Regions from separate parts of the Homo sapiens genome. Here region 1 is linked to region 2. Evidence: chromatin loops called from intact Hi-C (ENCODE). Cell type or tissue: dorsolateral prefrontal cortex. All regions are shown on one strand. Each heading gives the region's core, and the rest is flanking DNA. Links, peaks and the distances in the headings are about the cores only. Region 1 holds the start of LOC102723323 (a long non-coding RNA gene). Region 2 holds the start of LOC105371256 (a long non-coding RNA gene).

Region 1 (5,382 bases), core at 247-5,246, 170 kb before region 2:
GCTGGGGAGGCCTCACAATCATGACAGAAGGCAAAAGGCACATCTTACATGGCAGCAGACAAGAGAGAATGAGAGCCAAGTGAAAAGGAAAACCCCTTATAAAACCATTAGGTCTCATGAGACTTATTCACTACCACGAGAACAGTATGAGGGAAACCACTCCCATGATTCAATTATCTCCCACTGGGTCCCTCCCACAACATGTGAGAATTATGGGAGTTACAATTCAAGATGAGATTTGGGTGGGGACACAGCCAAACTATATCAGTCTTCAAGGATAGAGTAGGAGACTCTCTGGTTTCCACAAAGGTAAAGTATCAGAGTGCTTTTGGTTTTGGTTTTGTTGTTGTTTTTAAAGTGTGAGGGCAATTGCTCGGTTGTCCTGGGCCTCAGAGGAGCTGTAGACATTTAGTGCCTGTCCAAAATGCCAGTGATGCTCCCACTGAGAAGCATTGGCCAGGGAAGGGACTAGTGTTCTCTATCTGGGAATGGAAAGCTCAGAGGACAGTTAGAACATGCACAGTTGATGAGAATCTTTGTTCTCTGAAGATTCTGTGTAGTATTCAGTGAGATGCCACATAGATCCAGTAAAATACATCAAAAATTTGAAAGAGCTGAGGCAAACATACGGGAGATCTATCAGTGGGTTTGAGAAAGGGCACTGTTGTTTCTGCTGCCTTTGTGTCCCAGGGTTGTGTCCAGCATCAACAGCAGTAGCAACGTGGTCATCACAAAAATATTCCACCTGGTTTTGCTTCCATCCACAGGTTGCAGACTATAGGTCACATGTTACTCACATGGTTTTCCAACGAAACACACACAGTATTCTAAAAACATTCATACAATAACTACCTCCAACATCTAGAATTCTTGGGATTTCACATTAACAACCATATATTTCCTTTTGAAAAAATTCAGAGTTGGCAGCAGGGGCCTGTATGTCTGCGCAGCAGCATTGGTGGTGCCGGGTGGCTTCCGCCCCTTGAGATACGTCCCTCGTTCTCTAGTCCCCGCTGCCCTGGTTTTCTGCTTCAAGCTTGGCCTCTGTAGGCACTTGCATTTCTGAGCCTCGTATAGTCATTCTCTTCTTTTTCAGAATCCTTTTTCTGTAATTCTTCCATGGGTCCACCTCCGTAATCCAGCGAGGAGGGCAGGACCCGCAAGACAGGTCACATTTCACAAATGGGGAGACCAAGACCCAGGAAGGGGGCAGGATTTGCCCTGAATCAAAGAGCAACTTTTTCCTACCATAGTGACTTCAATAAATCAGACCACGATCCCCCTCCCTCCAGACACGACCCCCCACAACCTATTTCTAAGGGAGCTTATTTCCCCCAGCTTAGTTCAGGTGTTCCTGGCTTTGTGTGGCTATAAAAGAATTGGATTTAGCTCTGTTTGGCTTCCCTGTTCTCTTCCTGACAGCGCTATTTAATGGACAAACAGTTTGTTTTATTTATCTGACAGGGTTTCTTCACATTGTTTCGGGTTATCAGCCCTCCCCTGCAGATCATATTACAGCTTGTGCCGGGTTCGACCCTCAGTAGGGTTCACTCTAAATCAGATCCTTATCCTCACTGCAGTGATAAATAGAGCGGCCTGGAAGCCCACAGCCAGGTTATTTATTTAGTACCTCCGTGGATCATGTTTTATACAGCCGGGACTTCGTGTCAGGCCTTTACGGATCCAGCTTAAGTTGCATTCAGGAACTAAAACCCAAAGCCCCTTAAATAATGCTAACTTAATAGCTGACATTTTTATGAAATAAGTCTGTGTGGAGGGGGCAGAAAGGGGGCAATGCGGACAGAGAGCTGGAGCTGAGTTTCAGTGTGTGTGTGGCAGGGGTATCTGAACGCGGGTGGAGATTGGAGAGGATAGGGAGGCTTTGATTCTCTGGTTTATTTCAAACTAACAGAATATTTTGCTTTTAAGTGAGGTCTCTCATGGAGGTCTATAGTTCTTGTTTTTTTGTTTGTTTGTTTTATTTTAATGAGATAAAAAAGGAAGAGTCGGAGTTGAGATAATGTTTCTTAGGGAGCCACACAAATTAGGGATGGGGTCTTTCACTGGGCGGGGGGCAATTTATTTTATTTATTTTAAATTTTTAAGACAGGGTCTTGCTCTGTCACCCAGGCTGGGGTGCAGTGGCATGATCGCTGCTCATTGCAACCTCCTGCAGCAAGCGATTCTTGTGCCTCAGCTCCCAAGTAGCTGGGACTACAGGTGCACGCCACTACGCCCAGCTAATTTTTGTATTTTTGGTAGAGACGGGGTTTTCCCGTGTTGGCCAGGCTGGTCTCGAAGTCCTGGCCTCAACTGATCCTTTCATCTCGACCTCCCAAAGTGCTGGGATTACAGGCATGAGCCACCATGCCTGGCCAGGGGGCAATTTATGTAGTGGTGGAGGGAGGAAGCATTCTCTCTGAGAATCATCTTGTCAGAACCATCTGGCTGGGGGCGGTGCACAAGAACCATCTGCTGGGAGCCTCATTTCCATCCTGTTCCTTAAATGCAAACTTTTGACGTTATCCATAAATGAAGTCACACACACAATCACTGCAATGTGGGTACACGAAATGTGTTATTTTGACAAGAGTTAACATTTAACATACTCAAATTCATTTATTTTGCAATTGACTTATGGTATTTCTCCATTTTCGAATATACTAGAAGTCAAAAACAGAAAAAAAAATGAGCCTCATGTTTTTCAACCTTCAACCTTCAAGGATCTAGAGGGGAGGAAATGAAAACATCTGCCTTCATAAAGGTGCTGCTCTTTCCTTCCAGGATTCCCCAGGGCATCCTTGGAGTGCCCCCAGTTTGAATTGGAGATAAAAGGTATGGTCTTGTTGAAATTGCCCCCAAATTGAGCTGCACCTTCCAATTGAGGCAGAAAGAATCGCCTTTTGATACGTTCCACAATTGGAATGCAAATTCTCTCCCATCTCCTAGACACCTGGGCCTGCCCCCATTTTTCTTGACTGTAATCTGTTTAGCTTGTGCATAAAATGGCAAAAACAAAGAGTCTTTCTGTAAAAGAAAAAGAAGAGGAAAGAAAGTAGATTCTGTGTCCTCTTCCTTAGTCCTTGCCAAATCTTTGCTCCCAGGCCTCGGCAGGTGGCAGTGTACATGAGTCATGCAGTCTATCTTTCTGTTTTGTTTGTTATTAACCACTGAAATGATGGCACCATTCCTGGAGTTAGGCCTTCAACCAAAGAGCTGGGCCATCCGTGGCAATGCCTCCCAGGCTTGGGAGCTGGGAAAAGGCCCCAGGAGCTAGGGCATCCTGATTGTTCTTTCAAAGAAATCCCTCTTGTTCTTAGTCAACATGCTGGATACCAGCTAAAAAATGCAAAATGATCTTCAGGCAGGGATGGCACAGGACCCTTGCTGAGCTGTGAAGCCTGGCTGTGAGGATTCCTGCATGGAAACATCAACATGTTGCCAGATTGGTATACGACTCAACACCACACTGGTATGTAACCAGCTTAGAGGTCTGGGGGTTTTAGGGAAGCTGGGAAGTATTATTGCATGTTAGAGCTTGAGAACACAGGGCAGGCCAAAAGGTTAGGTTCTGATATGTGTGAAGGTTGAGTACCCGGCCCGGCACCTAGACAATGCTTCAGTTTGGCTTGCAACCAACAGGACACAACAGTGAAGGTACCCATTGCTGGGGGAAGAGGAGTAGGAGGCTGTGGTCATCACGGTTGGGGAAGGAAGCCATAGTTGAAACCACATGTAAATAATTAGGAAGAAAAAAGACCATGGTGTCATATAGATTTGTAAATCTCTAAAAATGAGGATGGTTAGGGGTACTGAAAAGAATTAAGTATTGTCATGAAATGCTTTCCTCCACTGTACATTAATTTTATTTAAAAACTCTTATATAAGCATTTACTTTGTATCAGGCACTGTTTTGAACGCTGTGCAAGTATGAGCTCTCCTACGCCTCATTACAAACCTATGAGCTAAGCACTTTTAGGTCATCACTGTTTCAGGATCTGGAAAATGTGGTCCTGGAAGGTTAAGTCACTTACCTGAAGTCACCTAGCTTCCACGTGGGATTCACATGCAGGCAGCCCTGCTTGAGTTCACGGCCTCTCTACAAGACTCAGGCAGCAGATCTTGGATTCAAAGTGCTTAGAATACATTGCTTTCCCAGGAGCCACATTCAAGATGGGCTCATGTGATTCTTTGCTGTCCTTTTCAGGATCTGTCCTTGCCTCCAAGGCCCCAAATCTTCAGTCTTCATGGTTGACATCTGTTTATTTAATCTGGGATGTCTGCTGTGCAATGACGCCCTGTCTTTCTAGTTCTTGTTGGTTGGTCTGATTGAACCACAGGCCTCTCTTCGTGCGCTTCATTCTTCTCTGCTCAGCTGGTATCTCTGTTTTTGGAAGGCAGGTGTGAATCCTTACACTCAGCTCTCGAGGTCATTCATTTCTTCCATCTTCCTGCTCCTGATCCAGCCTCCATGACCTGCCTGCAGATAGCATTGCTACCCATGTCTGTTGGGTAATGGATAGATATTCAAGGAATGTTTGTTGAATGAATGCATGAGTGAATAAATGACAAATAAACTAAGCCTCTGCCAAAAGCCAAGCCCCTACACCTGCTTTCCTGTGGCGAGCTCCCACTTGAGACAATTATCCAAACACATTAATTCCTGAAAGAAAGAGCAGCCAGGAGTTCATTCCTTAGAGCAGAAAACACAAAAGGTTAAAAGTGGCTCTTTCTTTGAGTCCCCGACTGTGATTTCAGCACAGAGTGCAAACTCATTCCAGCTGGAAGGATTCCATTGTTGACATCTACAAAGCATTTGGAAAATCCTCATGGAGAAAAATGCTGGCAAAATCATGTAAGAAAAAAACGAATGAAATCTATAAATTTTATTATAATCACATGAAAGTGACATTTGTTTATGGCCAAAGACTAGAAAGGAACATGAAATATCAACATGGCTTATTGTTTAGTATATTACAATTTGAATTTTTAAAAATACCTACTGATGATTGTTGTTGGCATGTGTGTGAATGCATGTTCATGTGTGAGTGTGCATGTGTGGAGAATAACAGGCTATGAAAAGATTGTACCATCATCCAAGGGAACTTTGCACTAAGTTATCAATCCTGACCTGTTCTTCAAAAGTTGGATGATTTCTGATTAAATTGTCCAGGTGATTGCCCAAGTCCTAACCTCACAATGGCAGTGGCAGTGGTAGTCAACACCAGGTTGACACAGTTTCTATAATTGGGTAAGCATTGCACTTTGGGCCCAAGGTAATCATCTTGTTGATAGCACATGGAAGGTATTTGGCAGCTAAAGGGCAGCTGAGCTAACATTGCACCTGGCTGTTAAGAACATATTAGAATGATTAAGAGAAAA
Region 2 (5,382 bases), core at 69-5,068:
AGCTGTAACTCAAATCCATTAACTACTTCAGGACAATGATTATTCAATAAGTTGGACTGGGGAAATTCATTACCTACATGAAAAAAAAAATTAAAATTAGGTCCCTGCCTCATACTATATGTCAAAATCCCCAGGCAGATTAACCATGCTAAATATAAAAGGCAAAATATTAATGCTTTTTGGAGAAAATGCATAAAAATGTCTTTATGACTACTGGGTGGGAACAATTTTCTTATGCAAGACCAGTAATAATAATGGTAATAGTAAATAACTACAGAGTAAAAGATTAACAAACTTGACTACATTAAAATTAAGAAATCCCATTCATCAGAAAAAAAAGAGTTAAAAAAAATCCACAAACTGGGAGAATATAATTTCCAGACAATCAATCAATAATCAGTCAATAAAAGTTTAATTATTTGAATACTTACAGATCTCTTGAAAATTAAGATATTAAAAAATAATTCAGCCAGGAGTGGTGGCTTACGCCTGTAATCCCAGCACTTTGGGAGGCCCGAGGTGGGCAGATCAGGAGGTCAAGAGATTGAAACCATCGTGGCCAACATGGTGAAACCTCATCTCTACTAAAAATACAAAAATTAGCTGGGCGTGGTGGCACTCACCTGTAATCCCAGCTACTCAGGAGGCTGAGGCAGGAGAATCACTTGAACCCGGGAGGCGGAGGTTGCAGTGAGCCGAGATCATGCCACTGCACTCCAGCCTGGCAACAGTATGAGACTCTGTCTCAAAATAAATAAATAAATTAATTAATTAAATAAAATAAAAATAATTCAATAGAAAATTGGCAAAAGACAAAGTGACACAAATAGAAACTTCACCAAGAAGGAAATGTGATTGAAAACTAGAGAAGTTTACCATGAGTGCTCAACCCTAGTGGGAAAAAGGGAAAGATAAATGATCAGCATCATGAAAATCACTCATTTTTGTACCACTAGATTGGCAAAATGTTAATAAAATCTGGCAATGTCAAGTTTTGGTGAGGATGTAAAGCAGCAGGAACTCAAATATCAGCATGGGACTATATGTTAAAATAACTACTTCAGTAACACAATTTAGCATCATTGTATAAAGTTAGAAAGGGTCATATGATAAGACCTAAAAATTTATCTCTTGGTCTCTACTTAGAGAAATTGTTGCATGTATGATCCACAGGACATGTCTATCAATATTTGCAACAGCTTTGTTTAAAATTGCTTAAACGGGAACTCATCTAAATGCCTATACACAGATGGTTAAATAAATGATGAATGCTCATAAAATGAAATATTACTCTGTAGCAGGAGTGAATAAGCTACAGGTACACATGCCAAGGAGGATGAACTCCAGACATAAAATTGAATTTTAAAAAATTGCAGAAGAAAACACACGAAATAATCCTGCTTTTATAAAATACACAGAGAAGGAAAACTAAAAATATATAAATTTTGAAATATATACACATGCAGTAAAACTATAAAGAAAAGCAAGTCTGAGCACAGTGTCTCACACCTGTAATCCCAGCACTTTGGGAGACTGAGACAAGAGGATCTCTGGAGCCCAGGAGTTCAAGACCCACCTGGGCAACGAAGGCCACAAAAAAAATAAAAAATAAAATAGCTAGGCATGGTGGCATGCAACTATGGTCCCAGCTACTCAGGGGGCTGAGGTGGGAGGATCACTTGAGCCAGAGAGTTCGATGCTGTAGTGAGCCATGTTCACGCTGCTGCACTCCAGCCTAGACAACAGAGGGAGACTGTCTCAAAAAAAAAGAAAAAGAAAGAAAATATTTATTTTTCAAAATTAGAAGAAATGAAGTGACATAAGAGATTGGTCTCACAATAATATGAAGGGGAAGAAAGTAGGAGAGTAGGCATGAAACAAACGTGGCCAGGAGTTACCAGCTGCTGAAGCTGGGTGATGAACACTTGGGAACCCATCAAATATTTTCTCTACTTTCATATGGGCCTGAACTTTCCCAACATTTAAAATGATCTCTATTTATTTTTAAGTGTGTGTGTGTGTGTGTGTGTCTGAAGGGATGTACATATTTTGATTATTTTTTTTGAGATAGAGTCTCACTCTGTTGCCCAAGCTGGAGTGCAGTTGTGTAATCTCAGTTCACTGCACTCAGCTCACCTCCACCTCCTTAGTTTAAGTGATTCTCCTGCCTCAGCCCCCCAAGTAACTGGGACTACAGGCGTGTGCCACCACACCTGGCTGATTTTTGTATTTTTAGTAGAGACAGGGTTTCACCATGTTGGCCAGGCTGGTCTTGAACTCCTGGACTCAAGTGATTCACCTGCCTTGGCCTCCCAAAGTGCTGGGATTACAGGCATGAGCCACTGAACCTGACCCATATTTTATGAGAGTGGAATGAGATAGAAGAGAAACATACAGAAAACACTACCATATTGGCGATGTTCTATTTCTTAATTTGAGTGGCAAGTGCATGATTTTTTTTCCTTTTATTATGCTTCAGCACCTACAGAGGTACTGCATGTATACAATATGTAATACCTGCTTTATAATTTTTTAAATGGACAGGGAAGCAGCAGAGAGATACAAAGCAAGTGTGTGAAATGATTGGGCCTAGCCCTCTCCTCCTAAATTTTAGGGAGCTGTAGGCTCCCCCCATTTTAAAGATAAGGAAACTGAGTCTCCAAATGGCTACATGCCTGCTGCAGCCCAGCTGCAGGTGTCTACAGAAGGACAGGGTGGGAGGTGAGGAGAGGCAGGGAGGGACGGTTGCCAGGGAACCAGAGCTCTGGCTCCGGGGCATGGGTCAGTCTCAAAAGAGGGCCATCTGGGACATGGACTGCGGGAACACTGACCAGAGCTCTCAGGACACATGTGACTGAGGCCTCAGATGTGGGCACCATTCCCACATGGATCGGCTCCATTTTTGCTTGTTCTTTGGACATGAAACTAGAATCCTCCAGCCTGCCAGTGAGCCTGCGAGCATGATGTCACCAGTGGGTCTGAGCAGCAGGTGGAAACAGCCAAGCTAACTTAACACGCTCCCCAAACAAAGTCCTGTCATAGTGGTTAGCAGCTCGGCTCACAGAGGATTCTGTAAAGGAGAATGACCATGTTATAAACACCCAGCTCCTATTCCGCCTGCCCCAGAAACACGAGCTTAGTAACTGTTGCACGTGCGTGCACAGATAGCCCTGCTTCCTCACCCTTCCTCTCCTGGTTTGTAATCGCACTCACAAAGGCCCACCCCAATGACTTAAAGCATCCTATTGGCAGTCACAAAGGCAAAGGAACTCCAGGTTATGGCCACAATTCAGCTTCAGAGCCCCCCCATTGTGCCCAGCCACCGCAGTGGTCTCAGAGCTGTCGGGGGTCTTGCATATCTCATACGTGCAGCAAAGTGGGGGAACAATGTAACAAATTATGGACAAGCTCAGAGCCCAGCCTGTGGAATTCTTCCCTTTGTGAGCCTCCATCACATGTCAGCTGGGCTGCTGGGCCGAAAGGAGAACGCAGGGGTGGGGGACATCCCAGCAGCAGGAGGCCAGCCCAGCGCTGGGACACTTTTATGCTTTTCACACCGAGGAATGTTACCCCTTCACTCCTTCTCTCTCTCTCTCTCTCTTTTATTTACAAGGGAAAAGATTATTCTGACTCTGGTTTTTTTCTTGGAAATCTAAATATTCTATCTTAATACCAATACTATTTCTTGCTAAATAAAGACCCAAGTAAATTTTTGGAGTCTATTTTCCCAGGAGCCAAATGCAAAAAAAGTTCCAGCAATGTGGACAATCATCTTGGTCTTAACCCTGCCCTTATCTTGACTTCCTGGTGCCTCTATTTCCTCATCTGTAAAGAAAGATACCATTACAGTAAGACTATCTATTTCATATGATTGCCATAGGATTAAATGTCTATAAAGGGCAATACTTGCAACATAGACAGCCTTCAAACTGTGTGCTAGTGCTGTTACAATTATTATTATTCACAGTGCTATTGTCAGAAATATTCACCCTATGGCCATTTTCACCATTCTCCTTCATCCTCTTTCTTGGCCCTTTCACATCTTAGCAGGTTCTTTATAAGAAGGGCCATTTCTGATGCTTCTTTTATATCTTAAAGTATATAGGGGGGGCAGGACACAAGGATTCGCGGTGAGAATTTGTTTTCTAACAAATGCTCAAATTCCAAAAGGTGACCTAACAAATCCTAACGAATCCCAAAAGATGACCTGCAAAAGTAGACTTTTTTTTTTTAATCCCTGATGCTGAAATACATTTACTTGATGAGGAGGCTGTTGTAGAGCAACTAAAAGGTTTCTCTCAAGTTAACTTTCCAAGTTTTGTTAGAAGACCAATATCATGTTTTCTCAGGATGACAAGAAGAAAGTATTCCTTATGCAAACAATTTGTGAACACATCATTAATCATTTCAGTATTCTAGGTGCAAATTCTTAAGGGTGGCCTTTTCCCCTATGGATTTGGGAGGATGGTAGCATTTGGAGGGAGAAAGGGGAAATGTGGGCAGCCCAGCAGGCTCAGACATTGTGACTTCTGTAGGCTCAGCACAGTTGCTTGCTTTTCTCCTCTATGACTATGGCAGCCATCACTAATCAATCATCCTTAATCAGCCATCACTAATCAATCCTCACTAATCAATCATCACCAATCAATCAAGCTGCTCTTCTCCATCACCCCCTAGTCCAGTCTAAGCTTCATAATCCTTCTCAACACAGTATTCCTGGTAGACATTACCAATCATTTAAAGCTACTTTATAAAATAAAACTATTTGCCCCTCTGAGTAGAGGGAAGTGGCATGAGTCAACAGGTCTGAAGGTCAGAAGGTCTGAGAGGAGAGACGGGGTCTGATAGTTGGAGAGGTCAGACCATGAGCAAAGGTTTCCTGCTGGCTATGAGTAATAGAGACAGGCAGGTAGGATGGTGGAAGTTAAGTACGGTGTCAACTATCACATTGTCTGTAAGTAGCGGGGTGTGGGTACCAGGACAGGCTTCAAAGTTAGGGTAGGATTTGTGATCTTGATAGATCCCTGCTGGTTTTAAGCCAAACGGGGTAAACTATAAGTCACTCCATAAGCTATTTATGTATAATGGTATACATTTCAGGGTGCTCTTAATTGAGACGAAGACAAATATTTTATTGTAAGAATAGTATGTCCTAACAAAATTTGAAGTATCCTTGAATGAAAGCCAGCAAGAGGCACAATCAGGCCTGCAGATACACCTTCCTTTGCAGGAAACATTGGCAATTCCTCACTTTGCCATCTACACCACACGCAACTCTACAAAAACAGGGAGGTTGATTTTTCAGTCACAGGGTCAGCTGTCTCCTATATGGTCAGTGTCCATTTCCCTGCACACGACCAGGGATGGGCTGAGGTTTGGAAT

Evidence for each region. Hi-C counts contacts between places; a loop is a spot of excess contacts. Peaks named below come from ENCODE experiments on the same cell type or tissue, not always from the same donor. Only the 100,000 strongest peaks of a DNase experiment are listed, where the experiment ranks them.
Region 1: a loop joins it to region 2, with 2.3 times the contacts of the local background. A loop is called at or near these places in 1 of 110 quality-filtered maps.

What each region holds. Positions count from the first base shown.
Region 1 is chr16:51,522,954-51,528,335 of GRCh38, reverse strand. LOC102723323 (a long non-coding RNA gene) reads left to right here and starts at 3,203. Exons shown (of 4, transcript XR_933558.3): 1 at 3,203-3,472. RefSeq lists an enhancer at 1,322-2,051. In dorsolateral prefrontal cortex, for the core only: a CTCF peak has its summit at 3,095; DNase peaks (open chromatin) are centred at 2,428 and 3,115; H3K27ac peaks cover 521 bases.
Region 2 is chr16:51,357,275-51,362,656 of GRCh38, reverse strand. It overlaps LOC105371256 (a long non-coding RNA gene), which reads right to left and starts at 665. Exons shown (of 4, transcript XR_933559.3): 1 at 624-665; 2 at 1-73. RefSeq lists enhancers at 1,159-1,328, 1,784-1,953, 3,070-3,871. In dorsolateral prefrontal cortex, for the core only: no CTCF peak of the experiment used is centred there; DNase peaks (open chromatin) are centred at 2,886 and 3,406; H3K27ac peaks cover 2,091 bases.